2 separate regions of the Homo sapiens genome follow, and region 2 is linked to region 1. The links are chromatin loops, found by intact Hi-C in ENCODE. Cell type or tissue: Calu3. All regions are shown on one strand. Each heading gives the region's core, and the rest is flanking DNA. Links, peaks and the distances in the headings are about the cores only.

Evidence for each region. Peaks named below come from ENCODE experiments on the same cell type or tissue, not always from the same donor. Only the 100,000 strongest peaks of a DNase experiment are listed, where the experiment ranks them.
Region 2: a loop joins it to region 1, with 15 times the contacts of the local background. A loop is called at or near these places in 3 of 110 quality-filtered maps.

The regions. Positions count from the first base shown.
Region 1 is chr9:81,670,278-81,686,482 of GRCh38, forward strand. TLE1 (TLE family member 1, transcriptional corepressor) reads right to left here. Exons shown (of 20, transcript NM_005077.5): 3 at 15,556-15,619; 4 at 15,399-15,443. Among named protein-coding and RNA genes, the nearest start is that of TLE1, 11 kb to the right of the region's middle. RefSeq lists enhancers at 3,097-3,391, 14,018-14,925 and a silencer at 5,817-6,111. In Calu3, for the core only: no CTCF peak of the experiment used is centred there; no DNase peak of the experiment used is centred there.
Region 2 is chr9:81,552,492-81,568,696 of GRCh38, forward strand. No RefSeq gene overlaps it. Among named protein-coding and RNA genes, the nearest start is that of TLE1, 130 kb to the right of the region's middle. RefSeq lists an enhancer at 1-770. In Calu3, for the core only: no CTCF peak of the experiment used is centred there; a DNase peak (open chromatin) is centred at 10,420.

The DNA of each region.
Region 1 (16,205 bases), core at 11,879-14,378:
AATGGTGTCAATACCAATATTCTCACAATGCAAAGTCTACACAAAAGTCCCTTCCCTTTTTTTTTTGAGACAGAGTCTGGGTCTGTCGCCCAGGCTGGAGTGCAGTGGGGCAATCTTGGCTCACTGCAACCTCCGCCTCCCGGGCTCAAGTGATTCTTCTGCCTCAGCCTCCCTAGTAGCTGGGACTACAGGCGTGCGCCACTGTGCCCAGCTTATTTTTGTATTTTTAGTAGAGACGGGGTTTCACCATATTGGCCAGACTGGTCTCGAACTCCTGACCCTCCTGACACCTTGTGATCTGCCCACCTCAGCCTCCCAAAGTGCTGGGATTGCAGGCATGGCCACCTTTTATATTGCTTTGAGAAGCAACAATTGTTACTTATTCCTTATTAACTTTGAGCAATTTCAGCACTTTGAGAGTTCCAGAAGCTAATCAGAAAAAAAAAAATTAAAAAAAAAAAATCACAGCTTTTTTTGGGTATTTGATCTTGGATAAAATAATAACCCAAACAATGGCTGCATAAGATCAGTGATACACTGACATTGATCTGTCTGGGACCCTTTCGGTAGGTAAGCCATACTTAATAAATTAGTCAAGAAATAAGGATGGGCTGGGTGCCGTGGCTCATGCTGTTAATCCCAGCACTTTGGGAGGCCGAGGCAGATGGATCACCTGAGGTCAGGAGTTCGAGACCAGCCTGACCAACATGGCAAAACCCCATCTCTACTAAAAATCCAAAATTAGCTAGGCATGGTGGTGAGCACCTGTAATCCCAGCTACTTGGGAGGCTGAGACAGGAGAATAGCTTGAACCTGGGAGGCAATGACTGCGGTGAACTGAGATCACGCCACTGCACTGCAGCCTGGGCAACAGAGTGAGACTCTGTCTCAAAACAAAAAAGAAACAAGGATGAATACAGATTTAACAACCAGTTCAAAACTAATGTATTCTTAGGCTGGGTATGGTAGCAAATGCCTGTAATCCCAGCACTTTGGAAGGCTGAAGCGGGCGGATTGCTTGAGCCCTGGAGTTCAAGACCAGCCTGGGCAACATGGCGAAACCCTGTCTCTATTTAAGAAAAATGAAGGCCGGGCATGGTGGCTCATACCTGTAATCCTAGCACTTTGGGAGGCCAAGGTGGGCGGATCACAAGGTCAGGAGTTCAAGACCAGCCTGACCAACATGGTGAAACCCCACCTCTACTAAAAATACAAAAATTAGCAGGGCGTGGTGGCATGTGCCTGTAATCCCAGCTACTCGAGAGGCCAAGGCAGGAGAATCGCTTGAACCCGGGAGGCGAAGCTTGCAGTGAGCCAAGATTGCGCCACTACACTCCAACCTGGGCGACAGAGTGAGACTCCGTCTCAAAAAAAAAAAAGAAAAAAAATCTATATACTCAGAAAAATCCAGTCAGTATTTGAAACCTCCTTATACTTCCTCCTTATACTTCCATTTAATTCATAAATATCATAGCATCTAGGGTAGTCGATTATAAAATACAGATTTCTTATAAGATTCAAATGTCAGCAGTTCCCCTCCTAAGTTAGTGGTATGATTTTGGCCTTTGGTCAGCTAAAAAGTACAGAAGTTGGATACATTTCAATGGTCCAATTCCAATCTCCTCAGTAGCTGTGCAGAGACATTGGCTCTGAGGGAGCTCATGGCCCAAGCACTGTAAATGAGCCAGCCCACTTACAAATGGAAAAAGTTCTGGGACCCAGGCCAACTGGCAGGCTAGGGGGTTGTCAAGAACCTAGTGCTTCCCCTACAGATCCTCAGGGTGTCAGGGCCACTTCTCAAGCTAAGCAGAAAGAGCCATGAACGCGGAGCTTCTCAGCACACCCAGATCAGAAGGCGGCCAACTTTGGAGCTTGTTTGAGAGCAGGTACTGGCACAACTTGTCTGAACTGTGCCCTGCTTTATCTCAAATACTTACAAAGACACACAAGAAGTTTCTACTGCATTGTGCTTGGGATTAAGAGTAAACAGCCTAAACTTCCAGTTTGACCAATCCCAATGGCTCTGCCTTTCTCCCCTGCAATAAATTATTATTATTATTATTATTATTATTTGAGATGGAGTTTCACTCTTTTTGCCCAGGCTGGAGTGTGATGGTGCGATCTTGGCTCACTGCAACCTCCGCCTCCCAGGTTCAAGTGATTGTCCCGCCTCAGCCTCCCAACAATTTTTTTTTTTTTTGCTTCCCCAAATATTAGTACATCAGCAGCAGCTGTGAACCTTGACTGTCAACAAAAATCTCAAGCCCATGGAGTAGACGAAGAAAGACAGCACCACAACTACTCTACTCACAACTTTTGCACAGTACTTTACAGAGCAAAAAGAAAACTACATGCACACACTCCCCACAGGTGTACATATCCCTCATCAAAATGAAATTTTTTCTTTCTGTAACCAAGCAACAACTTGACCCTCTAATTCCATACCCTGCTTGTTTTCAAAATGACAAATTTTCCATGTTACATTCGAAAGAAAAACTCTGAAATATACCTCCTAGTCCTTATTCTGCCAAAACTTACTTTGATAGAATGAACCAAATCCTTTGTTGTTCTTCCATCCCTTTAAATGAAAAAACTCAACACAACTTTATTCTTACTGATAGTTACATTACTTAAAGCTATTGCCTTCCAAGGACACATTCTGCTGTTTGGCCAAAGTAAGACATTTTACTTAGACAATAAAGACTGCCAACAAGGCCGGACGCGGTGGCTCACGCCTGTAATCCCAGCACTTTGGGAGGCTGAGGGAGGCAGATTACTTGAGGTCAGGAGTTTGTGACCAGCCTGGCCAACATGGTGAAATCCCGACTCTACTAAAAATACAAAAATCAGCTGGGCATGGTGGTGCACGCCTGTAATCCCAGCTACTCGGGAGGCTGAGGCAACAGAATCGCTTGAACCTGGGAGGTGGAGGTTGCAGTGAACCAAGATTGCGCCATTGCACTCCAGCCTGGGGGACAAGAGCGAGACTTCATTTAAAAAAAAAAAAAAAAAAAAAACAGACTGCCAACAAGTCCTTTTTTTTTTTTCTCCTTTTAAGCCTAAAGATAAATGCTTATGATCTTAGAAGGAAAGAAATAAAACACGGTAATGGGAAAATCAGTTCAGAGGTAGGAAGGAAGCTGGGTTTGCAAAAACAAAACGGAAGTATCAGTGAAGCATGGCCTAGAAGTCCAAGAGCAGGGGTAGAGTTTTAAAGGGACTGCTATTTAGATCACAGCTATCCCTCAGAGCGCCCCCATGCCAGGAAACTACGCAACTGCTCCTGCATTTGGTAACTCACTTAATCTTGGTAATTACCCTATGGGGTAGGTGCTACTGTCATCCCCTAATCCCACTCACCTGTTTTCTCTTTTTCAAGGTGGAATAATTAGTATCCACACAAAGGGAGGCTGGGAAGGTTGACACGGGGAGGGGGCGGCTTCTGGCGGACCAATTCCTAGGGCACATGGGAGCTCCACGGATGGGGGCTATGACAACTCTAATGTTGTCATTGGAAAAGCTTACTGTAATAATAAACCCAAAAAGCCGACTTCTGAAAGCCAAAGAGCTGAGAAAGACAACTATGTGAGAATGGAGTGTGTACCTGTATCTGCAGGCTGCATGGGGCCTGGATGCCCTTTCTCCATCTGGTGGTCCATCCTTTATTCTCTCCATACCAGACCAAGACGCAGATCAATGTTAAGACCCTCTTTCCTAAACCGAAAGCAACCTTTTTATTTTCACTCACTAATCCATAGAGGCCTTTCAAATGGCACAAATAACGGTGGCTGCATTTTGTTCTCTAAATCAATTTTCTCCCCAGCCATCAACTAGATGTTCCCACACAGAGAAAGAACAGCCCTTCCCTTCTAATTCAAAAATCCATACTGCCATTGCCCTTGCAAACTGCTAAACAAGCAGTATCAGCAAGTCACTTGTGTTCTGTAATACATTTACTGCAAATCCCAATGGCTTGCCTTCTAATGCAGTTTTCTATTGTGTCTGTGCGTGTCAATACACTGGCTGGCCACTGTACTTATAAGAAGCTCTGACCAGCTGTTTGCTCAAGGCATCAAGAGGGCACCAAGAGGAAACAAAGACTATGCTCCTGAGGAGCAACCGGAAGGCCACAGCATTGAAGGGCCTGGTTCCACACACTGGGGTCCTCAATGAGGTTTTGTTTCTGGTCCTTACCCCCTTACCACCCAAGGTCCCTGAGGCCAACTGAAAATCTCCATCACGACAATTCCATACACACAAAGTTCAAAATCAGAGTCCTTTTGCAAAATTATTTCTATTTTCTTACCTATCGTTGCTAACAATATTTCCCCCAGCAAATATACTGGTTACATCTTAAAGGTAAAGTATAAGTCAAGTTTCATTGAGGGGTCAGAACAAAGAGAGGAGGACTTTGTAAGGGGAGTCCAGCTTTTCTGCGTTAAATAAAATCTCAAGTGACAGTTGAGAAAGAAATCACCTAAAAACCGTGTAATGGTGGATCACCTAATACAACCACGCCAAAAGTACAAAGGGCAAGTCTAGGAGGAAAACCCTATAAAAACAGGTGAAGACAGAATTCTTAAAATGTACATGGACGCCAGGTGTGGTGGCTCACACCTGTAATCCCAGCCCTTTGGGAGGCTGAGGTGGGAGGATCACTTGAGTCCAGGAATTCGAGACCATCCTGGACAACATAGTGAGACCTCATCTCTACTGAAAAAAATCAAAAAATAAATTTTAAAAAAAGTACATGGAAATCCCTGCTTCATGTTATCAGTCTAAGCCAAGGTCGGTAGCTAAAGAAAGGCCTGATCCTCTATCAAGTCCTTCCAAATTCCCCATATTATTAATTTATTTCTTGATTTTGGGGGAAGGAGGAGCCTATGGAAGATATATGACAGATAGATATTACAAAATGTTAATTTATAGACTCCAGGTATCATACAGGTGGGTATAATATGGGTATTGCTGTGTATTTCTCTTTTATTCTGTAATTTGAAATTTTTCATAATAAAATGTTTGGGAGAATGGAAGACACTATGTAAAGACTAAGTAAATAATCAGTGGTTATACTCATTATTACTAAGAAATCTGGTGACAAGTCAAGTTTAATGCCTTGAGAGAAGCTTGTCATGCAATTCATCTACACTCTATTGGCAGCTGCAGTTCCAGGGACAGTAATGCCTGCACATGCTCAATTCACACCAAACCTAGGCCCCAGCAACATGCTAGTTTTGTTTATCTCTCTTTTTTAGTCCAAACCCAAACATATTACTACAATAAAACTCCTCACTAAGAACTCTCAGTGGTTACTGACTACAGATCACTCTTCCAAAAGAAAAACTGAGCAAAACTGGTTAGATAAGGTTATTAGAACTGAAAAGATTTCATTTTTAATTTTAGCATAAGGACTCACACTAGTTTTTTTTTGTTTTTTTTTTTGAGACGGAGTCTCGCTCTGTCGCCAGGCTGGAGTGCAGTGGCATGATCTCAGCTCACCACAACCTCCAACCCCCTGGTTCAAGTGATTTTCCTGCCTCAGCCTCCCGAGTAGCTGGGATGACAGGTGCCTGCCACCACGCCCAGCTAATTTTCGTATTTTCAGCAGAGACGGGGTTTCACCATGTTGGCCAGGATGGTCTCGATCTCCTGACCTCGTGATCCGCCCGCCTCAGCCTCCCAAAGTGCTGGGATTACGGGCGTGAGCCACCACACCAGGCCGACCCACACTAGTTTTCTTGATTCGAGTTTTTAATCTGAATTCCATGGACTTGTTGAAGGATCTTGAGATGCACACAAACAGCCAAAATCGTTGGGCAAAGCTATCCTGGGTATTTGTGTGTAAAAACATGTACAAACTTTTCTTGCAAAGTAGCTTTCACCTGATTTTCAAACGTTCAGGGTCCAAAATGGATACAACTACCACTACACATAAGGAGTACCCAAAACACAATATAATCAATGCCTACTCTGGATAACTCATCGGGAAGGGTAGATGGAAGTCCCTAACTCAGCTTCAAGCAGACTGCAACCTAGTCGGAGCAAGGAAAGAAGCACATGAAAAACCATTATTACAGGACACTGAGCAAAACAAGTGCTGTGACAGCCTGCCACTGGGTAGTCCCAGGCCGCCTTGAAGTAAACAGGTGGTGGTGTTTGAACTGGGACTTGAAGGAGACTGAGGAAGGCCATCTGAAGGTTGATACAAAAGCCTGGACTTTTTATAAAGAAAACAGGAAAACTCAAAACATACTTTCAGCAAGAAGAGGCCTATTTGGCAGGATAAAAGGAAATGCAGGAAGAGAAAGAAGCAGTGGCCAAGACAGGAAGGGAAAGTACTCAGGGGTAGACACAGCAGGCTATGAGGGACAAAGAGGTCATCACAGGGGGAAGTCAAAATTTAAAAGAACACACATGCAGGATAGGATGGATGTAATCCCAAGACCCTGAAGACAATTTACATCTGCTATCTTAAAGATGCTCCCTTTCCAGGGCTGGAGTTCCCAGGGTGCGGCCAGGTTTGACATATGGGCTAGCAGTCTCTGAGCAGTGGGGACACTGGGCAAGTCAATGGAATGTGTGCTGACATTTCATTTTACCACTGTTTAAAATGTTCATTTATTTTAAATGTATACAACAGTGTAATACAACAATGTATGTATGTAACTTACAAATTTGGCCGGGCATGGTGGCTCACGCCTATAATCCCAACACTTTGGGAGGCCAAAATGGACGGATCACTTGAGGCCAGGAGTTCAAGACCAGCCTGGACAACATGGAGAAACCCCGTCTCTACCAAAATGTAACAATTAGCTGGGTCCGTGGTGGCACGTGCCTGTAGTCCCAGCTACTCGTGGGACTGAGGCAGGAGAATAGCTTGAACCCCAGAGGCAGAGGTTGCAGTGAGCTGAGATTGTGCCACTGCACTCCAGCCTGGGAGACAGAACGAGACTCGTCTTCCCCCCCCCAAAAAAAAGACCTTACAAATTTAAAAGTAAACAACTCAGGCCGGGCGCAGTGGCTCACACCTGTAATCCCAGCACTTTGGGAGGCTGAGGTGGGCAGATCATGAGGTCAGGAGATCGAGACCATCCTGGCTAACATGATGAAATCCTGTCTCTACTAAAAATACGAAAAATTAGCCGGGCATCGTGGCAGACGCCTGTAATTCCAGCTACTCAGCAGGCTGAGGCAGGAAAATGGTGTGAACCCGGGAGGCGGAGCTTGCAGTGAGCTGAGATCATGCCACTGCACCCCAGCCTGGGTAACAGAGCGAGACTCCATCTCAAAAAAAAAAAAAAAAAAAAGTAAACAACTCAGGTAAACGCACTCAAGCTTTTCACCAAGAGGTTGTACGTATACCTAGACTAGTATCATAGACTAGTAACCTACTTAGATCAGTCATGGTGCTAATACCAAACCCAGTCTCATGGTACATGTATTTCAGTAGTTTGACAAACTGCAAGATTTGGACGCGCAAGTTCAAACACACCTACATTCTCAAAGACTGATTCCACTTCATCTAATGGATAATGAATATCCATTAGTACACTGGGAATAGATTTCAGGGATGATCAGCAAGCTACATATACAACTCTATCCCTTCCAGCGTACAGTGGTGTATATCTAGCATACTTAATTTTTTCTCTATTTGGAAGATGAAAAAGTTAATTCAACGGATAGAATTTTCAGAATTTGTTTTTTCCTCCCAGCTTTTTCCTTCTACCCAAAGTGACTTGTATCCTACTCTTTTTCTGCTAACATATTTTGTGGTCAAAGAATGACTAAGCAGCAAATACTACTATAAGAAAAACTAAAATAAATAGCTGTTTTTTATACCTACTATGAGACCTTACAGGGGAGGGGATAAACAATTGTGCCCACCATTATGATTTTTATATTGCTTCAAAGAAGGTAAATAGAATACAATTTATTGTTTGTGTGTTCTGAGACAAGGTCTTGCTTGTGTCATACAGTCTAGAGTACAGAGGTGTGATCACAGCTCACTATAACCTCCCCACTCCTGGGATCAAAAGATCCTCCTGCCTCACTCAGCACTAGTACTAGCTAGTACTACAGGTCTGTACCACCAGGCCCAATTAATTTTTTTTAAATCTTTTATTGTAGAGATAGGGTCTCGCTATGTTGGCCAGGCTGGTCTCTAACTCCTGGGCTCAAGTGATCCTCTGGAGCTGGGATTATAGGCATGAGCCACATGCCTGGCTTGCAACTTAGTAATTATTAAAAATTTAGGGGCTGGGAGCAGTGGCTCACGCCTGTTAATTCCAGCACTTTGGGAGGCTGAGGCACGTGGCTCACTTGAAACCACAAGTTCAATACCAGCCTGGCCAACATGGCAAAACTCCGTCTATACTAAAAACACAAAAAATAGCTGAGTGTGGTGGCACGTGCCTGTAATCCCGGATACTTGGAAGGCTGAGGCAGGGGAACTGCTTGAACCTACATACCTGTAATCCCGGCTACTCAGGGAGGTAGAGGTTGCAGTGAGCCGAGATCGAGCCACTGCACTCCAGCCTGGATGACAGAGCAAGACTCCATCTCAAAGAAAAAAAAAATTAGGGGCTGGGACCAGTGTCTCACACCTGTAATGCCAACACTTTGGGAGGCTGAGGAAGGTGGATCACCTGAGGCTAGGAGTTTGAGACCAGCCTGGACAACATGCAGAAACCCCATCTCTACCAAAAAATAATTTAAAAAAAATTAACCAGGCGTGGTGATGCACGCCTGTAATCCCAGCTATTCCAGAGGCTGAGGCAGGAGAATCACCTGAACCCAGGAGGCGGAGGCTGCAGTGAACCAAGATTGCGCTACTATACTCCAGTCTGGGTAACAGATTAAGACTCTATCGCCATTAAAAAAATTAAATGTTAAATAATGAAACATGTAATTTTGCTAAATCACAGGTTATTTGATAAAATCATATATCAACACTTCCTGGATTTTCATTAAAAAATATTACGGTGACTGGGTAGTCTACAAACAATAATTTTAAAAATTTTTCTTCACTTTTTTTTCTTTTTTTTTCCCCTGTGGACCCTGCTCAGGAAGAAACACAAGCAGCAAATCTGAAATCATTCCTTTGCAAACAATTTTAGAAACCATACTTTTGTTAAATCAGGTGAATGGCAATACATGAATATCTTAATTTATGTTAAAATTTCAGTGCAAATTTATTTCACTTTTCAGATCAAACCACACCTCACGGGGAAAAAAAATCAGAAAACCTCTCTCCTCCTGCCCACACCTGCGCATCCTAGTTCCACTTAAAACATCACACCGTATTCACAGAACAATCCTCTGGTGAGGAGTATTTTGAAGGTACAGATGCCTATTCTTGTCAAATAAGCCCACCGACAGAAACAGCTGTCTAAAATTTACTTAAAAACCACTATACTAAATACCCTGTAGTAAAGGTACTAGTTGTGAGAATTTCCATTTTTAAAAATCAGAGGCAACAATAAGCAATGGGGAGGGGAGAGGGTAGGAAACGAAATCAATCAAAGCTTTGAGGAAAGCCAGTAAGTTTCTCAGTTTCCTCCCCTTTAATCCACTTCTGGAGACCACAAAAGGTTTAATAATAAAACAGCAAAGACTCAGATCCATGGAAACTTAAAATGGTTCCATGAGCCAGTAACTGAATATATTTTTAGTTTAACTACCACTCAAGATGATTTATTTAAATATTTACTAAAGAAACAGATTTTCTTTCTGTTTCTTAATAAACACTATTTGGGAGAACATCTTAAGTCCTCTGGCGAAGGACGCTCCTCAATTTGCACGCACGAGGTGCTGGGTTCTGCGGGTGTATGCTGGGATGGCTCCCACCATGCGAGGGAACAAACAGACTTTTGTCTAGTCTAACCCTCATTATACAGAGAGGGGAACTGAAGCCAGGGAACGTGTTCATGACTTGCCCAGTCCCGAATGGAAATCCCCAATTAAATGACTTCAATGAACTACAACGGAACCAAGTCAGAGCCTATAGTTCATGGCCACTCCCCACAGGACAGGTAACCAAAGGCAGAAAGAGGGGGAGGCAAGGGAGGTGCTGTGGCCCTGCAATGGCCTGACTCTACCTCCTGTCCTCACCCTATTCCCAACTCCCCCTGTTGGATCCTGCCCTAATACAAAATTTGGACATGTTGTTCCTTGAAGATTTTGGGGGCATTCCGTTTGAATTTTCAAAATATTGATCATGATAACTATGTTTTGTGATTTTCTTAAAATCCATGCCCAGGGACTCCCTTGCCTTACTCCAGTGCAAGTCCAGGACAAAAACCAGCCACTGGCCCACTGCTGAAGGGTGGGGAAGGTGACTGAGAGGTGAGAGATCAGTCCTGCTTGCTGATAAGAAACAAAGGCTAATCTTGCACCTCGGAATCTAGGCTCTAAATGCAGAGAGCTTTCTCTCTTTTAACTTATGCTTGCAAAGAACAGGCCTGGCTAATGAAGTTGAGGACCACTCCAATCTTGATGACAGCTACCCTCTTTGTATGACAAGATTATTAACACCTGCTGGAGCTTAACTCTAAGTGCCTATACTCTAGCTAGTCATTTCCCTGTGTGAGATGTTGACTTAGGGGGAAAAAAAATCTCAAAGTGAGAAACTGTAGACAAAAACACACAGGGTTAAAAAAAAAAAACAAAAAAAACACTAAGGTAAAATTTGCAAAAGAGTAAAAGAATCACATCTAAGGAAATATCCCACAGGTGAGTCCCTAACAGTCCCATCTAAATACTTTTTTAAAAACCCACTAAAGAACAACGCATTTTTCTAAGAGAAATTTTAAAGCACACATCAAAACTGTAAAAGCAGTTTCACTCCAAAATTTACATGGCCTGAGATGTTGCTTGCTGAAATATCACATGGAGCTCTTTCCCTTTCCCAACCAGGATTGCAGAATATATCATCCTTCCTTTCAGATTTTCAGAGCTAGTCTTTTCATTTATTTTTAAATGCTTCACCATCGGCCGGGCACAGTGGTTTATGCCTGTAATCCCAGCACTTTGCGAAGCCGAGGCGGGGGGAATCACTTGAGGTCAGGAGTTCGAGACCAGCCTAGCCAATATAGTGAAACCCCATCTCTACTAAAAATAAAAAATTAGCCAGGCATGGTGGTGGACTCCTGTAATCCCAACTACTGAGGAGGCTGAGGCAGGAGAATCGCTTGAACCTGGGAGGCGGAGGTTGCAGTGAGCCGAGACTGTGCCACCACACTCCAGCCTGGGTGACGGAACGAGATTCCGTCGCGCAAAAAAAAAAAAGAAAAAAAATTCTTCACCATCCTGGAGAGCCCAGTGCTCTCACTCTGCCCATTCTTCAGCAGAACACAGGCACAAAGTGACTGATCAAACTCCCTCCCCATCACTGGGTCTCCACCAGGATTCCTGACTTGTTTCTTCTTAAACATACTTTAACCTGAGGACAGTACTGCTCAGTAGTTTTATCTACCCATGGCCTGTGACCCTCCTCTCCCCAGAAAGACCAGTCAGCGGCACTGCTGATTCTCCTAACTTTTAGAACATACATTCAGTCCTGACATGTCTTACAAATCATGAAGTTCATCAGCACAAAGAGTCAGAACTGAAGAGGCAGGCACTAGGGAGACATGGTCCACCTCATCTTCCTGATGGCAGCATGAGGGGATAGGAAGAAGCACAGACAGGCCGGGTGTGGTAGCTCATGCCTGTAATCCTAGCACTTTGGGAGGCCAAGGTGGGTGGATCACTTGAGGTCAGGAGTTCGAAACCAGCCTGCGAACATGGGTGAAACCCTCTCTCTACTACAAAAAAAAGAAAAAAAAAGTTAGCCGGGCATGGTGGCGGACACCTGTAATCCCAGCTACTCCGGAGGCTGAGGCAGGAGAATTGCTTGAACCCAGGAGGCAAAGGCTGCAGTAAGCAGAGATCGACCACTGCACTCCAGCCTGGGGAACAAAGCGAGATTCCATCTCAAAAAAAAAAAAAAAGCAGCAGCAGCAGCACAGACAACCCTGGAGGAGGCAACCCAACTCAAGCTTCAATAGATGCGTGGCCTTGAGCAAGTCCCAGACTCTGAACACGTGCACACAGCTGTAGGCAGAGCAAAACACCTACCCAATCTACTCTGGAGGATGCCTATGGAGGTCACAGAAGACAAATCACATTGAAAACTGTTCATTACTGTGCAAATTAAAGCCACCAATGACAATTTATAGCATGGCTTCATCAGCATGCTGAAAAGATAACATGAGTGGGCTAAAATAAGGTTTATGTGTGCATTTACAGTACATCTTGTTCCCAAAAATATCAAATGAGGTAATATCAAACCATATGACAGACAAAAACATTTAAAGATCACGCCACCACACACACTAGGCACAGCTAGGCAAACCACCAGGCTCACATCAACTTGCTGTTTTTTAATGCACCCTAACACTCTGATGGTATCAGAACTGCCTCAATTTTCCATGAGACATTGTCTACCTCTACTGTATAGAGATATCTAGAGTTTACCATCCACACAGATAAAGATGGGCAGACAGGGATCTATAAAGGGCTCCAAGAAAAAAATATTCTTAGTGCTACCATGAAAGACTTAAGTATCTATTACCATTCCTGTTTCATTGCCTTTTCGGTAACCCGCCACAAACGGGAGCAGAGAAAGTAAAGGCAAGGCTTATCAGGAAGTGTTGACACAACCTAAACACGGGCTGTGGGCACCACACCAGGAAAGGAAACCACAATTATACCATTCTTGATTTGGATGCACTTTCACTTTAAAACTTCCAGACAGGAAAGTCAGCAGTGAGATTTGACACTGAAATCTCTAGAACTCACTCCGACAAACCCGTTGAAAGGTGGGAAGGGAGAGCGGTCGTCACACTGGAGACAAATCTTAACAGCATTAAAGCTCTCTGTACGGAAAGTTTCCCCATCACTGCATTTTTTTTTTTTTTTTAGTAACAAAGATGTTGTCAAAAATGACAATTTTTTGTGTCCCCTGATGATGCCTTGCTAGCATTTGGTTATAAGCCATAAAGCAGGAATAATTTCAGCCTGTCAGGAGTCTCGCTAATGCCCAGTTTCCCCCTAGAGAGAATTCCTGTCAAATCTAATGAGAGCTCCAAAGGCCCTCTCTACAATATAATGAGCACTTAGGCCATGCTGGTGATCAGGCGGCAAAAAGCATCAATTTGAGCTTGGCTACACCCTGGGGGCCAGACGTCACCAGTTTTAATAAGAATTATGATTACTAGCTGCACCAAATGCCTCCTCAGAACTTATTATTAATGTGTGACATTCAGAAGGATGTTTTTCAAATGTAAGTCCACTTTAAACTGAATTATAGCACTACTTTGCACAGCACTCTAGTTAAGGGTCTGTCAGCATTTCCAATATCAACTAAATTTCAGGAGGCTCAGTACCCTACTATGAAGAACATGGTGTCTCTCAGCTTTTCACGTTTTTCAAATTGCTAAGCCAATTATACACAGCATATTATTAATGCATACAGGCTCACGGACAGACAGTATATAGCCACAAATGCCTCACTCTGTATAGAAACTCATTAGAAAACTATTCTCACACCATGGTGCTTCTGACCCACTTCACCCCTTCTCCCTACATGATAAAGAAGAGGTCATCCCGCCACATAACCTACAGGAACCCAGAAGAATTACACACCTCTTTTAGCTCCTCCAATAAACCCAGCACCAGCATATAGCATCACACTGAGGTGGTGTTCCCTTGTAAAAGAGTCAATGAGGTTATTAAATCCTTTGAGTTTATGGGTTTAAGAAAAAGCTCAGTCTCCTCTTACTCTTCCATAATATCTGTTATCCAAAAAAAAGTGCCCTTCAGAGTAAATTAAAAAAAAAAAAAAAGATTAAACCGCCTAGGCCAAGTTTATTTGCATAATTCACTTAAATGACGATAGATGTTAGCCACAGATCTTCTAGCCCATTTACTATCAAGAAGTTACAAGTGCCTGAATAAGGCACTAGCCACTGAGAAACACACAAAAACAAAGGCACAAACCCAACATAAAGTAGGCTACCAACTTTGTAAATCATAGTAAAATCTGCATTTTTAAAGGCCCAATTACATTATTAATAAAAGGCCCTGAAAATCACAATCTCTTTCCAAACACAAATCTGAGAACAGATCTAATGTACACGATAACTTAACATTATGAAATCTATGATGAATTAAAAATCAAAGAGTGCGGAGTTACAAAAGCAGAATTCAACTCTGAAACACACTTGCTTAATGAAAGTCTTTGAATATAAGGAAGATCTGAAGGCTGAACTAATCAATTTCTCCACTGTGCCCCAGCCGGTCAGCCATGCTCTTTAATTTAATGAAACAAGGGTTTGAGATGAAATAGCACATATACATCAAGTAAGAATTGTATTGTTGCACTTTGAAATGTGTCCAACTGTGCAACTTCATCTGATGATAATTTTTTAAGAGGCAATCGATTTCTAAAAGACTTATTGTACCAGCGTCTTGATGAAAAAGTGAATGTCAGCGTATCTCCAGAATACTTACACCCTGCCATTAATGCTTTCTTTGGCAGACAATGACTACTCAATCGAGGGTCCTTTGGGCTGAGCAATCATTTAGCTTTTCTTCTCTTATGAGGTCCTTAGTGCCTTGTTCCAGCTCAATACTCTTTTTATACACCATTATAGTAGCCATAAGTGTGAATTTTATGGGAACTTGCAAACTCATAGTCATTGCTAGAGCTTTCCAGTCACTAATCTTTTCATGCTTTAAAAACCACTAGGACTGAAGCAACTCCCAACATATGCTCTGGCCATAAAAAGATGCTTTTTTCACATCCACACCTGCAACAACTGAGAAATTTTTCAAAAATTTGTTTGCTAATAAGCCACTAATCCTGACTATTGCTTCATGCAGCCCCAAAGCATAAAGAATACTCCACAGATAGTCATATACCTTGATTACCACGATTAAAAAAAACTCCTGAATACCCTTCTTTCCCCCCAACAGGTCCACACTTCCTTGCAAAACAGCACAAAAACATTAACTATTCTAAACTTCAGCAACTGTAGAAGATACCCAGCCCTTTCAAGAGGATAAATCTATACAGGTGAAAAAGTAAACTCAAGTCTTAATTCCTATCTGTCAATAAAGAGGCTAGTTTATATTTCCAAAACACCTCTCCCTCTCCTAGTCATTTAAACACTTGTAATTATCAAGAAGCAACCCTTGATGCAGAATACTACCATCAATCCACAGGACAGGAAACCAAGGCAGAAAAATAGCATACAAACCCCCACCCCTAGAGCCCACTACTGAGAACAAAGCCAGTATTATTAAATCATATGAACTGATGTCTCATTTCAGCTTGAAGTTCAACTAAAGCTTACCTGTTTGTGCATTTCAATGTTTAATCCATATGACATTTCATAATACTGTAAAGAGAAAAAAGAATCAAGCATTTCATTAACTCATGTTTTTTACACTCTGCTAACACGTTTGCTAATATCATATGAAAAAGGAAAAAGTCCAATCTTTGATACCTACCATCACATAGTGCCTCTGCATTTCTGTCTTTTCACTTGCCAGTTTCTCACATTCCAATTTAAGGCTAGGAAAACAAAACAGGCAACTTAATGTAAACATTATGTCACTTGTTTTAACATCTGCCTCACATATTTGCACTTCAAGTAAAAACACAGACCAATTTGGAAAAGCCATAAACTATCTAGGTAAACACCCAAAAGCTTTGTCCTTGCATTTAATAGGGAAAAGGAATAATGTGAACAATACAAGGTGTCCATTCAGCTACCATTCTTCTTGGTGCCTATCTGGTTAGATGACAAGAATGAAAAAAATCTGTCAGAACCTCTAACTGATTCCTCCTCATGGTCATCTGCTCCCTACCTTCCTGCATCAGTTTGTTTCTCTGTACTCCACCAAAATCCGGCCCTTGCACAATCTTCACTCTTAGGCATAGGCTGTGCCATCTTTGCCAACTCAAACGGTCTCTAGGTTTGAAAATCCTATCTGTTAAGTTACTCCTACAATTGCTGGTCCCTTTCAAAACCTTTGGTTTTTAAATCCCTGCCAAAATATGTCAAGTAGCTACTGCAATAAAGTGGGTTGAAGTTCTCCCTGCTGGGTAAACACGGTGTGTGCAAGTATGCCTCAAGCTGCAGAGATATTATCTACAA
Region 2 (16,205 bases), core at 8,882-11,381, 120 kb before region 1:
TGCTTTCATAAACAAGCCAACTGGACTGTTTTCTCCCTGCAGAGGTACAACACTCAAACCCTCTCCAGCTGAAACAAACAAACAAACCAAAAAAAAGAGAAGAAGGAAAAAAAAACTTCTAACTAATATTTAAGCTTTCAAAAGCAGGTTGGCTGCGAGCCTCACTAGGATAATCATTTGCACCCTCCTTCAGCCACATATAATACAGTCTTTATTCAGCAAATAGCAAAGTCGTTTCCCAGAAAGTCAAAGGTCAGTTTTTGCTGTATTAATAGCTGCTCTGGGAGGGTCAGTGTTGTGCTATCCTACATTTTTTCCAGGGCCTGGAGATGCAATTTCCTACAATCTGCAGGCAATTTCCCACCAATTTTCTTGGGGAGCTAATAGGCTGTGACAGGAGATGGAGCTAGCAAGCAGCAGGCGGCTTCAGAAAAGACAAATTGCATCTCTGCCACCTAACTGGGCAATCTAGATCGACAGAGTTTATAGCTTTGTAGTGTTATTGGGCCCCATGCTAACAGCAAATCATTCACGCTGCTCGCCGAATTTCATATTCCCTTCCTTCTGAATTTGTTATTGCCACATATCACTTTGTAGCACTTTCCCTGGAAATTGCAGTAAAAAGGGGATCACATATATATTAGCGACTTCAATGTCTCTTAAATGGCTTACCAGAGATTATTAGCATTCAATAATTTCTGTCTACAGAGTTAGGGCTAAGCTGGTAATTTTTAAGTCATGGGGTGGGAATGTTGGAAGGAAGAAGGCACCATGCAACAGGTTGCAATCCTTTGGGTAGCAAATAGAGACTTTTTTTTTTTTTTTTGAGATGGAGTCTCGCTCTGTCACCCAGGCTAGAGTGCAGTGGCGTGATCTAGGCTCACTGCAAGCTCCACCTCCCGGGTTCATGCCATTCTCCTGCCTCAGCCTCCCGAATAGCTGGGACTACAGGTGCCCGCCACCACGCCTGGCTAATTTTTGTGTGTGTGTTTTTAGTAGAGACGGGGTTTCACTGTGTTAGCCAGGATCGTCTCGATATCCTGACCTCGTGATCCACCCGCCTCAGCCTCCCAAAGTGCTGTGATTACAGGCGTGAGCCACCGTGCCCGGCCGAGACTCTTTCTTATATCTCCTCTGACCATGTTCTTGTGTACAGTGAAATGCATTTCAAAAAATAACATAAACATTTGCAAAATATGCTTGCAACACTGATTTATGCTTTGCCTAGAATGTTTCTTAAAAACAGTGGAAATGTTTTCATAGAATGAAATAGAAACATCTTTATTTTGTATTTAAATCTTCTTTCATATTACATAAATAATACATGTTCAACCTAAAAGATTTAGGATAGATAAGGGAAGGGGGGAGGTCTGATTAAAGAAAAAACATAATCATTGTACCAACTCAGGCATTTTTTAAAAACTTTATTTATAAAAGACCTACTCTGTGCCAGGCCTGGCACGTCCTGAGGTTTACAAAGATGAATAAGACAGGATCCCTGCTGCTGGGGATTTCACAGTCTAGTGGAGGAGACCAGCATATAAACAGATAAATTGCAAGATGTTGTGGCCACAGTTGCCTGGATGCTTCTTTTGAAGAAAGGGGGAAAAAACTGCCTACAAAAGTAAACTGAGGTGAGAAACAGAACAACTCAGATGGAATTAAACAGTGCAAGTAAATAAACAGCAGAGATTCAGTCAGGTCAGCTTTCCTCAAGTGGTTGTATGTGAAGGGACTGATGGAAGCGTATGGAAATAGTAACCAATGCACTCTGTGATTATTTGCATCTAGGGACTGTCACTGGAAAAGCAGATCAACAGGAATGTTTTGGACAACCTGATCTATGCTCTAAATTACTCTCACATTAGGATAATTGCACACTCGTGCCCTGGCATAAGGAGGCTGGAGTGAGTCTCAAGGTTACAGGAGTCTACAAGAAGGGGTTAAGAGCAGAGTATGTGGCCGGGTGCGGTGGCTCACGCCTGTAATCCCAGCACTTTGGGAGGCCGAGGTGGGCGGATCACCTGAGGTCAGAAATTTGAGACCAGCCTGACCAACATGGAGAAAACCCATCTCTACTAAAAGTACAAAATTAGCCGGGCATGGTGGCTCATGCCTGTAATCCCAGCTACTCAGGAGGCTGAGGCAGGAGAATCTCTTGAACCAGGGAGGCGGAGGTTGCAGTGAGCCGAGATTCTGTCATTGCACTCCAGCCTGGGTGACAAGAGCAAAACTCCGCCTCAAAAAAAAAGAGCAGAGTATGTGCCAGAGAGGAATGCAGAACCCCTTGCTAATCTTGTGAACCTCATTTCTAAATAATATCTATCTTCAAAGAACTTAAAGAAGTCTGAGTTTTTTTTAAAGGAAGAAAGAAAATAAAAAACTAAAACCATCACTTCCTAAAGATTAGGAAGTACCTAATCTTCACAGGTTAATAAACACTGAGGCAGAAACACCTCTCATCTCTCTGAACTGGATTAGCCTCTGGAAAGAGTAGGTAGTCTCTGCTCTATTTGCTGATATTGCTGATACCTCTATAAAAAGTAGTATTATGGTGCTTTATTTTTGGCTCATTATCATACCAGTATGTGTAAGCAGTACACAAAAAAAGATCACCTCAAAGAGAAAAAGCAACAAGTTTTGGCATGGAAATTTTCAAACCTTGAGAGTTGCAGGGTTGATTTAAGCAGATTATCCTGGCTTGCTGGTGTGGAGGACAGGCAGGGGAGGTTTGCCCAAGCAGTAGAAAAGCAATAAGGTCTCTGCTCCAAACCATCTGTTCCACTCGCCGATTGTGGGATCTGAAGCTTCATCATCCATACTTATTCCTATCCTGAAAACTTATTTTGATGATCATGAGTCTTGAAGACAGAATGTTTTTAATCTCAAAGTGTCCAGGGCTAGGCCCCTAATAATCCTACATAAACACTGACTGACTAAGTAGAATGAAGAAGCCCTTAGCTAAAATGCTAATACTTTCTGGTATAAACCAGTCACTATCCATTTGCCCCTCACTTGAGGAGGTTCCAATTGAATAGGTCTCAGGAAAGACTCCTGGCATCTCCTGGCGGATTCTGCCACATAGCTAGGTTGAAAACCCCTGGGATAGGTATGGGGTGAGAGGAATGGAACGGACACCAAATGTATACCTCATAATGAATCTCTAAGAATGGCAATGACACACTGTAGAAAAAGCATAGGAATGAGCCCTCAATTTAAAGACCCACTTTAAATCTTACCAGCTATGGGCATTTAGCCAAGTGAACTAGTTGTGGCTTTGTTTCCTTGTCTGTTACAGTGCAGGTGGATTACAGGAGGTAGTGCTTATGTAGCACCATGGAAGCAGCGCTTATGAAGAGGGTAATGCTTACTAACCTCAGCCATTATGACCAGCACTGGCAGAGCACCTTATACAGGGTACACTTACAGAAAGCCCCTCCTTCCTCTCCTCCTTCTACTCTTCCTCTTCCTATTCTGTTCATCATCCTCCTCCTCCATCTCCCAGGTTGGCAACGGATGCTCTGCTCCCCCTGCTTAAGCCACCCCCTAATATATGAAGTGCAAAGCTTCCCCCAGGTCTCAGGTATCACATGGAATCAGCCTAAGCACTGAGGTATAGTGTTTTCTCTTTGTTCTCCCTCTTCCCTTTCTCTGGCATTGCATGCCTCTTGGGCATAACTTCCAAATGGGTGAGCCATGATAGAATATTCTTGCTCCATGAATGGATGCAGTCAGTTCCTTCTTGTCATTTCTAGATAAAATGGTTTTGAATCAGATTCTGTACTATGCCTTATATGCTACATTCACTTCTCTTTCCATAAGTAACAGAAAAGTGAACCCTATAGTTAATACCATTGGAAATAATATACAAAATGGCATCCTTTTGCCTTGAAAGAGTCAGAGGGCATCTCTGAGTGTTTTACTTGTTACTTCAAGAACAGGAATTAGGTCAGGGAGAATTTGGCTCATTAAATTTCCTTCAAAGATAAAGACAAGTTAAGGACTTGTCCAAGGTCACATAGCATTTCATATATTCCTCAATCTCAAAATTAAAAGAAAAACTTATGGACACATTTTCATGACCTTCATAAACTTAGATAACAAGAAGTGCAGACTCTATAACTTTTCTCAGGGCATGTAAGAACTAGGAATGAACAGCCGGGTGCAGTGGCTCATGCCTGGAATCCCAGCACTTTGGGAGGCCAAGGCAGGCGGACCACGAGGTCAGAAGATCAACACCACCCTGGCTAACACGGTGAAACCCCGTCTCTACTAAAAAATACAAAAAATTAGCTGGGCGTGGTGGCGGGCACCTGTAGTCCCAGCTACTCAGGAGGCTGAGGCAGGAGAATGGCGTGAACCCGGGAGGCGGAGCTTGCGGTGAGCCGAGATCACACCACTGCCTTCCAGCCTGGGCGACAGAGCAAGACTCCGTCTCAAAAAAAATAAAAATAAAAATAAAAATAAATACAATAAAATTTAAAAAAAGAACTAGGAGTGAACTTGTAGAGGTCATGATGAGACAAAAAAAAAGAACTTTCAGTTATGCTTACCCTTTAATACTAAATGCATATCAGTTACTAAATCTAAGAATATTTAGAAAGAAATGATATTGAATAAAATTAGCAAGGTTTGCAATTTTTCATGATATGAATAAATGAGATAGAATTAAAAATATTTCCTACTTAACACTGTCCAGTGGGAAAGAAAATTAGTTTATGCTTAGTATAAGGATACTTAAAATTTTACTATAATTCAGCCCTAAGGAATTTTTTAATTACCACAGTAATGAAAAATGTAAAATTACTACAAGCGTGTGTGCTGGGATCTTTCAACACCCACTCCTCAGCTTAAATCACTTGCCATTTTAATATCCAATTTCATAAATACAATATTTCCAAAATGTTTGGCCCTTCAGAACAAGGCAGGAGTGAATACATGATAACATCTAGCCATAACTTGCACTCAACAAGAAAAAAAAAAATGGCAATATCCATGGATTGTACAACTCCAACTGTGTTTAAATGCCAGCCAGTCATTTCTTCATCAGGAGCAGTGACAAAATCACAAATTCCATTGCTGCTCTGTCTTCAGAATTGGGTCCAACAAATCAGAAATAACAACCTCCACTAGTTTGTGTGGTCTGGCAAAAGATTAAGCCAAAAAAATTAAATATTTTCCCAATCAGCAAATGTTCCTATGAATGGATTGGCCAACAACCCCAAGTGCATTTCTTTGAATTATATCTTACATGCAATCCCATTTTTTCCAGTGATCCATTAGTTAACCAGAAATACTGTACATATTTTAATGGGTTAGGGGACCTTAAGGGAATTGATGCATCTCAAATGAATGCCTCAGGGGACTCTGGTTTATTACATAGAAGATAATTCTTTCCTGAAAAGGAGCAAGCTTCATTTGAAATTAAGATTTGGAGATCATAAATGGAATCAATTGAGCCAAGAAGTCTTTTGTAATGTATGGCCCATGGGAGACAAATAAGCCTTTGCAGCAGGTTATTCGAGTGGTGAGAGGAAAGGCTAGAGAGCGACACAAACCTCTTCTCCTACCTGCCTCTCATCAGAGCCTGTAAACACAACATTTTTTGAAGGAGACTTAAAGGATTTTCCTGGTCAATGTGCTGCACTAAGAAGTTCTTTCTTCAAAGGGGCAGAGAGGGAGAGAGAGACTGAGAGACAGAGAGAGAATGAATGTTGGTTGTGTTCCAGAATATCTTGACGCAGTTAACCACAAAATAAGTTATTAGCTTATTGTAAGTGCAGCCAGTTTTAAAGTAATGGAGTAATCCACTGTGGATTGCAGCAAGGAAGTGGAACAAAGGGTGTGAAATGAACAGATGGATTTGATTTTAAACAAATTAGGCCCATGACAAGGGATGTAACAAGTCATTTTTTAGTTTTCCATGCTATGGGTTAACTTTGCTTGTGACCTTTCCAGCCTGTGAGCTCATTATTCCTTTACCAGGAACTCAGACCTTTCTGGGAGAACAGCTTTCATGCTCTGCAATTGTAAACTACTGTCTCTTGCTTCTACTAAACTGATCAAACGAGGCACTACAGAGACTGCCAAGACAGAATGCATGATTACTTAATCTTCAAACTATTTGTTCTCTTAATCTCGTACTCATTCTTGGCCACGTTGATAAATACAAGAACAAATGTTCCGGAGGTGTCACACCTGTAACCCTGGGTTCTGAGAGCACTTGACAATCCCCTACTGGCATATCCATTCATGTGGCTGATACCTACTCCAGGCAGACTTGTGACATGGGCCATCTGTGTCCTTTCCACTCTTTCTTTAATCCCCCGTGTGCCTCCCTGTCCCAACTTCATGTGTTCAGTCACAGAAAACCACTGGAGATAGCCCTTCTGCAGTGAGGCACAGCCCTCCGCCAAGCCTGAACTCCCTCACAGGATCCACTGCCTCAAAACGTCTTACTGTCTTCTCACTGCCTCAGTAAAACCCTCTCTCCTTACTGCCAATGCCATCTAGAGCTTTGGACAGAATTGATAGGTGTATAGAAATTCACACTAAGGGGTGAATGATTGGCCCCTTGACCTAAATTACAAATCTCTTGACTCTTCCCTCTCCACAGAACCACTAGGGTGAACGGTCTAAAATGATGATTCCCTGTGACCCACAGAAAATGTGAAAGTTCCCAACTTTACTCCTCCTGGATCCTCACCCTATTCAACCCAGCTCTGCCCAGACATCAACCCTGCTTCTCTCTCTTCTTGTCCCAGAACCCAGACTGACATGATTACCTTTCTTCTAAATCTTCTTAATCTAGAACACACTTGCTCAGTCACAACTATTTAGCAAAATCTGAGGCCAAAATCTTAGTTCAAGCATTACCTCCTCTAGAAACTTCCCTGACTCACACCCACTCAAGCAAAGGTCGTGGCTTACTTTTGGTGTCAAAACCTTACCTAGTTCATGACAGCGACTCTCAGCAACATTCACTTGATTTCTGCAAATTCAGCCCTACCCAAATTGTTCCCTTAATTACCTCTAAAATGTGACTGACATGACACTTTTGTACGAACAAAAAAACAAGGTAATTCAGTGTGTGCGTAAATGCTATGCAATGAGAGTGTGTGGTAGAGAGACACCAACACAAAGAGGAGGCTTGCGATTTGTTCCTGTTCCCGGAATGAGGGATCCTGAAGCCATATCCTTCAGTCTTGTCCCCCAGTTAGATGCCAGGAGAAAGGCCTAAAGGGACTGAGGTGGGGGAGATGCTACAAGGATCCAGAGATTACATCAACCCTGACAGCCACTGGATGGACTGGCGAAGACTGCCTGCCGTTTACTTCTTGCAGATTTGCCCTCCAGATCCCTCTCCTCCCTACAGAGAAGGCTTTGTCAGCCTAGCTCTGAGTTTGTGGTCATGCAGAATCCAGAAAATGTGTGGCAGGAAGAGTATGAGACAGGCAACAGGAATGTGGAATGATAACTGCTTGCGGGATTGGTTCTCAGTTTCTTATTTCTGTGAAGAGAAGTAGCAGGGCAGAAAGAGCAAAACAAGAAGGTGAATGGGTCACAGGGAGTGAGGAGGGGGAGGGAAACTGAAAAGGTACAGGAGTCGGGTCTAAGAGATTCTTTAAGTTTAGCATGGGAGAGGTTTTGAGGCCCTTCAGGGGAGAAAAAAACTGAGCAACAGAGAAAGGGGTTGTTGGGAAGTGTTGCTGTGGATTTCACAAAAACATAAAAGTTGACTTCATTCAAAATGGTGGTTGGCCCTGGGGTGTGGGTATTGACTGACTGAGAAGGGGCACAAAGGAGCCCTCTGTGGTTCTGGAAATGTTCTCTATCTTGATCTGGGAGGTGTAGGCGTGCCAGATAAAATACAGGATGCCCAGTTAAATATTTGGGACACATTAATACAAAAAATTATTTGTTGTTTATCTGACATCAAATGTACCTGGCTGTCTTGCATTTTTGTTTGTTAAATCTGGCAACCTGAGGGTGGTGGTTACATGGTATAGAACAGGTAACCACCTGGGGGTGATTTTGCCCCTGCAGACATGATATAAAATCAACTGGGGGTGATTTTGCCCCTGCAGACATTTGGCAATGTCTGAAGATATTTTTGGCTGTCACAACTGGGTGGGTATGCCGCTGGTACCCAGAGGGTGGAGGCCAGGGAGGCTGCTAAACATCCTGTATTGCACAGGACAGTCCCCCACAACAAAGAATTATCCAGCCCACACAGCAATAGTGTATACCTATGTAAAAACCCAGCAAGAAGACACTTGCTCGAAGCACCCTTGCTCTTTTTACTGTATGTATATTATAATAAATAAACTTATGACAGAAATAATTCTAAACCAACAAAACTATTTACAGTATCAGAGACCTTAAAATGGGTTAAAAAAATGAATTAGATAATGGGATAATGAATCTAAATAACATCAGAAAAAAAATGGACCTCATTTTTAACATTTGTTCATTGGAATGCACTTTAATAAATTTGAGTCCTTGAGGAGACTGAGCAATATGCACTTGATGTGGTTTGGCTCCGTGTCCCCACCCACATCTCATCTTGAATTATACTCCCATAATTCCCACGTGTTGTGGGAGGGACCCGGTGGGAGGTAATTGAATCATGGGGGCAGTTTCTCCCTTACTGTTCTCATGGTAGTGAGTAGGTCTCACGAGATCTGATGGTTTTATCAGGGGTTTCCACTTTTGCGTCTTCCTCATTCTCTCTTTGCCTGCTGCCATCCATGTAAGAGAGGACTTGCCCCTCCTTGTATTCCGCCGTGACTGTAAGGCTTCCCCAGCCACGTGGAACTGTGAGTCCCACTAAACCTCTTTCTTTTGTAAATTGCCCAGTCTCAGGTATGTCTTTATCAGCAGCATGAAAATGGACTAATACACGGCTCCAGGATTTTTCGAGTTGCCTATTTTTTCAGTATTTACATAAGACCTCATGGTTCCCTGTGGTTCCCCAGCAAACTCATAGAGATACCATGAGATATTTTAAATTCTCAAGAGAAACACAGAGGTACTTAACAACTGCCAGACACTGTACAAACTGCTAGCCTCAACTAGTTCAGTTTTAACATGAGGTCACAAAATTCAATATGAAACAGAAAGTGAGGGTTGGTGGTGCTTCCATAATTTGAGAAGCCGTAGTGTTCTCAACTAGCGTACACAATCTCATTAGTAAGTGTGGTCATCTAAAAAATTTTTTTTCTTCCGATTTATGTGTATTTATTTAAATGTTTACTAAGTAATATATAGGGCGCAGGTACTATTAAGTTGTTTTACCCTAATTACTTAATAAGCAGAACTGGGCCAGGCATGGTGGCTCACGCCTATAATCCCAGCACTTTGGGAGGTCGAGAGGGGAGGATCACTTGAGGCCAGGAGTTCAATACCAGCCTGGCCAACATGGTGAAACCCTGTCTCTACTAAAAATACAAAAATTAGCTGGGCGTGGTGGTGTGCACCTGTAGTCCCAGTTACTCAGGAGGCTGAAGGAGGAGAATTGCTTGAACCCAAGAGGCAGAGGTTGCAGTGAGCTGAGATCATACCACTGCACTCCAGCCTGGGAGACAGAGCAAGACTCTGTCTCTCTGTCTCAAAAAAAAAAAAAAAAAAAAAAAAAAAGCAGAACTGTAGATATTTTCTTTAGGTTTGGAGTGCCATGAAAACATCACTGGGTACCGTGAACAGAGAAAGTTTGGGAACCTCTGCCTAAGAGAACTGAATGATTGTATAAATTTAGCAGTATTTATACAATACATAGCACACTGATTTGCAGTTTTTGAAAGTAAGCGTGTTTCCTCCCCCTTGAAAAAAGGCATTGTCTTAATCGTCTTTGTCTGTCCAAAGACAGAGAATGTTTGCTGAATGGCAGTTGAATGAAAGGGGGAACATTAGCAGCTTGTTACTCCCAGAAGAGCGTGGCTAACGTGTGATTTCAATTGACGGGATAAAATTTGAAAACCCACAAAACAGAGAAGAAAGCAAGGAAATTTTTAGACAGGGAGATGTGAGGAATGGGGCTTTCCCTGTGTCCTGACATGACAGAGCAGACACAATGGCCTCCTCTGTCCCTGGGAGTGGCTTGGCCTTCATGTGAGCACAAAAGACATAAGATAAAATTCCTTGGGCTGAACATTAGAGCAGTTGATGTCACCATATCTATCTCATAATCACCAGTGGAAAACAGCCCATTCGCCTTGAGCAAGCATAGAATTTTTCAGCTGTGTTCAAAGCATTGCCACAGCCATGTTCATTTTGTCACCTGCTTCTTACTTGGTGAAAAGCATGAACATCACGGGGCTCCTGTGCCTGGCCCTGGTTCAAATTTCCTGGCTTTCCAAAAGGCATGCAGGCCTCTCTGCTTTTGCACAAGGCAGTAACCCCTTGACCTTTTGCAGTTTTCCACAGTTGTGTCATATCCAGTCACTCACGGGCAAGCACAATTAGTGGTACTGCCAAGTGCGGGTGGAGAAATGCCAAGGCGGTGAGGAAGTGAATCAAAATGAATTGAAATTACCTGCAGAGAACTGATGAGGAGGACTCAGTCTGCCGCAAAAATCAATGAGTTACAAAACAAAACAAAAAAAGGTCTGCCTGAGAAAATCAATGAAACCCAAACGGGGTGACCATCGAGAAAAATTCTCACATACACACAAGTCATACCTGACCTCAGATGTGCCCAGCAAATCCAGCTCTTGCCCAGCTTGCTAAAGGGAGCATAACCCATCTACCCTCTGCAGCAGGATTTCTCAAGCTTCCCTGTGTATGTGAGACACCTGGGGACCTTGTTAACTTGCAGAATCTGATTTAGTAGGCATAAGGTGGGGGTCTGAGAGTCTACATTTCTAACAAGGTTCCAGGAGACATTTCTGCTGCTGGTGTGTGAACCACGCTGAGTGGCAGGCATCTAGAGGTATGTGGTTTCTCAAAGGGTAGCCCTTACACCAGCATCATCAGTACATCTGGGAGCTTGTTACAAATGCAAATTCTTAGACCTCCACTCCAGTCCAACTGAATCAGAAACTCTGGGAATAGGGTCCAGAAATCTGACTTTTAAGCTCTCCAGGTGTTCTGATGCATTCTAAAGTTTGAGAACTGCAAATATTCTAGATCTGTGTTTTCGTGTAGGTCCATGCCCATCTCTACAATAAAAATGTTTTATGCTAACCGAACCCTAAGGTCTCTTACCTTCCTCTGAAATCACCATCCCTTAAATTTCTATTTTATGTTGTTAACTTTTCAACAGTCATATTTATCTCCCAAATAGCTATTGTCTTGTCTTAGAAATGACATCAAGAGCTGCTTGAGAGCAGGGGCCATACCTTGTGTAGCTCTGTATTTCCAGCTTAGCACAGTGTTTGCCACATGGCATTTGCTCAACAAATACTTCTCGATAGGCTGATGGGTATTATGTGGATTCATGTTGAAGTCAAATATGAAGTGACATGCAGGAATTCATTTTCTAGTTCGAGCATCCTTTTCAACTGAATATAGGCATTTCTGTGAATACCTAATGCTGCATAACAAACCACCAAAAAACTTAATGGCTTAAAGTGACAATACTCATTTATTATTTCTCATGGTTTCTGTGGATCAGGAATTCAGGACACATGTGGCTGGCAGTTCTGGCTTGGCTTGGGGTCTCTGATGAGGTTGCAGCCAGATATTGGCAGGCTAAAGTCAAGCAAAGGCTTGAGTTCCTCTCCACTGATGGCTGCTTGAGTGACCTCACAAAATGGCAACTGGCTTCCCCAAAAGGAAGCAATCCAAGAGGCCAAGGCAGAAAGTCTGAGGCTGTCACTTTGTTTAGTATTCTATTGCTCACATAGGTTAGCCCCAGTGCGAGGTAGGAAAGGACTGCACGAGAGCGTGAATAGCAGGAGGCAAGGATAACTGGAGGTCAGTTTGGAGGCTGGCTGTCGTAGTGGGTATCTTCAGGTAGCCACAGACATTGCTTTTGCTCTCAAGGAGTTTGCATTCCTGAGGAAGACAACAAACAGTAAGCAAGTCCACAAATAGGGATTTAAGACAGAAATACATGTATAAAAAAAAATAAAACAAGCAGGCAACGGGGTGGGATGGGGCTGTGATTTCAGATAATGAGGCCAGGGACTCTATGTGGTCATGATATTTGAGCTGAACGATGCAAAAGAACCTCCATGTGGCAACCAGACAGAGGGAACAGCTTGTGCAAAGGCACTGGGCAGGAGGCACAAGCTTGGCATGCTTCAGAAACAGAAAGCAGGCAAGTGCAGCTGGAGAGTAGTAAAGAAACAGGAGAATGCCAGTGAGGAGAAGCCAGAATCCAGGGAGGCGGGAAGGGAGCTGGAAGGGTTTGGTGTCTCCAAAGCCAAGAAAAGAGAGCGTTTTTAGAAGGACAGAGTCATCCACTGTTCTAAATGCTGCTGAGAGGTTGAACAAGAAGAACATAAAGAATTGGCCAACGGATTTGGCAAGGAGTGCTTTGCAGACCTTGTCAAGAGCAGTTTCCATGGCGTGCTTGGGATTAAAAGCCTGATGAGTGTGTTGAATTGAAGCCGGGAAACGAAGACGTGGAGACAAGCAGTGTGGAATAATTCTGAAAAGAACTGATGTTGTGAGAAAACAAATGGGGCAGTACCTGGGGAGGGGGGAGGGGGGAGGGGAGGGGAACGTGGAGTTAAGAAAACTTAGTTTTGATTTGGTTTTTGTTTGGGGCTTTGGGTTTTAGGTTTTGGTTTTTGGTTTTAAGGTGGGAGATAGGACAGCTACATGAGCTGAAATATGCTGAAGGGAATGAGGTAGGATGCGGAAGTCTCTGGAACACAGCAGTCACTCAATACATGAGGTTCCCATCATTACCCATGTGACTAAATTGTACTTTGACCCAACTAGCTCGAGACAGCAGATGTGGCAATTTGGGAGACTTCTGTTTACTTGGGAATTGTAGTTCGTTAACTCTTCTCATTTAACCTATGAAATTACTACTTATACCTTAGTGTCTAACTTGTAAAGTTTATGGAAGTAGTAAAGCAATCTTTTGTTTCTAAAATATATAACTTTAAATTGCCATTGATTTAGACTTGTCTCCTTCCTCTCACTCTTCTGCTTATTCCTACTGAGTTTTTTTGTGGTTAAATATGATTGAGTGCAGAGACTTACCCCTGGCTGTGCTCTGCCTAGGGTGTTCCCAGTGATCTCAAGGGGTATTGAATTTTTCCTACATTTTATTGAAACTGTCAACTTTCATTTACTTTAATTAAATATATAAGTTATACAGAAGGGCTTTTTTTTTTAAACAAATATACAAAACATCCCATTGTTGCCTTGAGGCACCCTGGGGAAACCACAAGATCCCCTCAGTGATCCACAGTACTGGCAGCCTCTGTCTTCCTTGTAGTATTTTATGAATATTTTCCTTTTTTGTAAGTGCCATGAACTGCAGAACACTGGGAAATCTGATTTTAAAATACTGGATGGATGGAAGTCAAAAGTGACACAAGGCCTTCTTGCTTTCGCCTGGCTTCTCCATGGTGGGACCCCAGCACCCTTCCGTCCTCCATCACCAGCTCTGCTTGTCTGTCTTGGAGACTTCCTATCCTCTTTCCATTCACCAGCCTTGTATAGGACCATGTTACACTTACCTTTGAGGCTGCTGCCTGGAGAAAGGGAGGAAACAAATAAAATCAGTGATCCACATGTATGTGCTAGTTAATGTCAATCTCCTTGGTTGCTGTGAGTTAGTACAAGCCCTCCTCAGGAATCCCCACTCTAGGGGCAGATGATTAGGAAGTGAAGAATCCTAAACATGAGTCCATTCTCCAGATTCTGCAAATGCTCCAAATAGCAACCTCTAAATCAGCACCAGAAGGCTCCTAAATTAGCATATGGATGTTAGATTTAGGCTTTACATTGGGAAAATGTTTTCAAGGTGTATAGTTGGCTAAAATGATTATGCATGCACCACCGCCCTGCAGTCCAACACCTTCCAAGCGGTACCCCAGTTACAGAACTCCATGTGGTCCTGAATGGCCCCATTCACAGAGGACTCTGCTGCCTGATCTAGCTGGAAGACTTGCTGATTCTTCCCCGCAGGGGGCTGTTCTGAACGCCCAAAAGGACAGAGAACAGGGGCTGCACCAAGCCTAGAAAAAAGGTTGTATGATGCTTTTGAACCTGTTTTCTTACAAGTCTCTACACGTGAAAGAATTCTGTCTGAGACCAGCTTCCATTTTTAACCTGTTTCACTTATCTGCTGCTATTGACCACCCCCAAACCCAATGGCTTGAAGCGATGATTTATTATGTTTCATGATTCTGTTGGTTGGCAATCTGGGTCCTTTTTTTTTTTTTTAGATGGAGCCTCACCCTGCCGCCCAGGCTGGAATGCAGTGGCGCAATCTCAGTTCGCTGCAGCCACTGCCTCCCGGGTTCAAACGATTCTCCTGCCTCAGTCTCCCAAGTAGCTGGGATTACAGGCACCCACCACCACACCCAGCTAATCTTTGTATTTTTAGTAGAGATGGGGTTTCACCATGTTGGCCAGGCTGGTCTTGAACTCCTGACCTCGTGATTCGCCTGCCTTGGCCTCCCAAAGTGCTGGGACTGTCCTGAATCCCATGTCTGGCTGTTGGTGCCAGCTGTCGATGGGGGCACCTCTGTTAATGCTTCCCCAGGAGACAGTGCTAAGCTTTGTCACAGCATGATGATCTCAGGCTTCCAAGGGCATGAGAGTGGAAGCTAAATAGCCTCTAGAGGACTAGCTCAACATCACTTCTGACATATGCCCTTGGTCAAAGTGAGTTACAGGCCAGCCCAGATTCAACAGGGGCGGAGAAATAGACTCTGTCTCTTGTTAGGACTAGCAGCAACATCACATTGCAAAGAGGCATGGCCACAGGAAAGAATGACCCATGAAAGCCATTATTATATTGATCGATTCCCTCATCTGGTAGTGAGATGGTGGCAGAGGAGGCAAAGAATTTCTACCCACTGCTGATCATTCAACGAAAGAATCCAACAAATTAGGTTGAAGTACATCCTTTGTCAGAATAGATGTAAACCCTTTTTTACAAATCGTCTTCTTGATAATTTTGAATTTTTCTTCAGGAAAAACTTGTTAGGCCTAATGAAAACCTCATTTTTTTTTGAACCTCATAATTTGGCTGATGAAGAGTTTCAAGTATTCCAAAATGGAAAAGTGTCAGCATAGGCATTTTTGATTGCCTTATGTTTGCATGATTACTATTATCTTATTCAACCTCCAGCTCCATCGCTGGAGGGTTTCTAAACCACCTATAAAATTGGTAAGCGTTGCTTAAAATTGGACAGGCTAATACAGAAATCTGCTTTACCTGAACATGGAATCTGCAACACATCATAATTTGCTAATAGAACAACAGTGTCAATCCCTCTTCACCATCCCTGCCATCCCTCGAGATACCTTGTGAACTGAATGTGATATGTGTCCTGCTGACATATGGATCAGGTAGGGGTTATATCATCAAACCTGCTATTAAATAGTAGGAAGCCTTATTTTATTATTTATTACAGATTTTATATAACTATATATTTTATATTATTATAAATTATATTAATTATATATTTATGTATATTATACCTGTTTTTTTCTTCCTATGCCTCTGGTGGATCATGTTTCACACCTCTTTGGAGATGATAAAAGTTACCTTCATGCAATGCATAATTTATTACCTTATTTTATAATTAATCGTGTGTGTGACATCTACCATACTCAGGACTAGGACCAGGGTGAGGTGACTAAGGCATTTGTCATGTGCACAAAATTTAAGGAAACACCAGAAAACCCTGTAATCAAAATAAGTACTATTTTAATGCAATATTTTAAAAATCAAAGTTAATGCAAAAAAGATCCATGATGAACACAGTATGAAAGTTTTAAGTAAAGACAGCCTCCAACAGGGCCAAGATTAGCATTAGGCGAGTGAGGCTGTGTGCAAATGCAGAGTTGCACAGTCTTTATTCTACATGTTCATACTGTGTTCATCCATGAAACACAATCTGAGATATGAGATTTTTTAACAAGAGTTTTTGGATTCACAGCAGTATTGAGTGGAACATACAGCGAGTTCCTGTGCACGCCCCGTCTCCACACATGCACAGCCTTCCCCACTATCAACATCCCACACCAGAGTGGTGCGTTTATTACAATCAGGGAACCTACATTGTCAC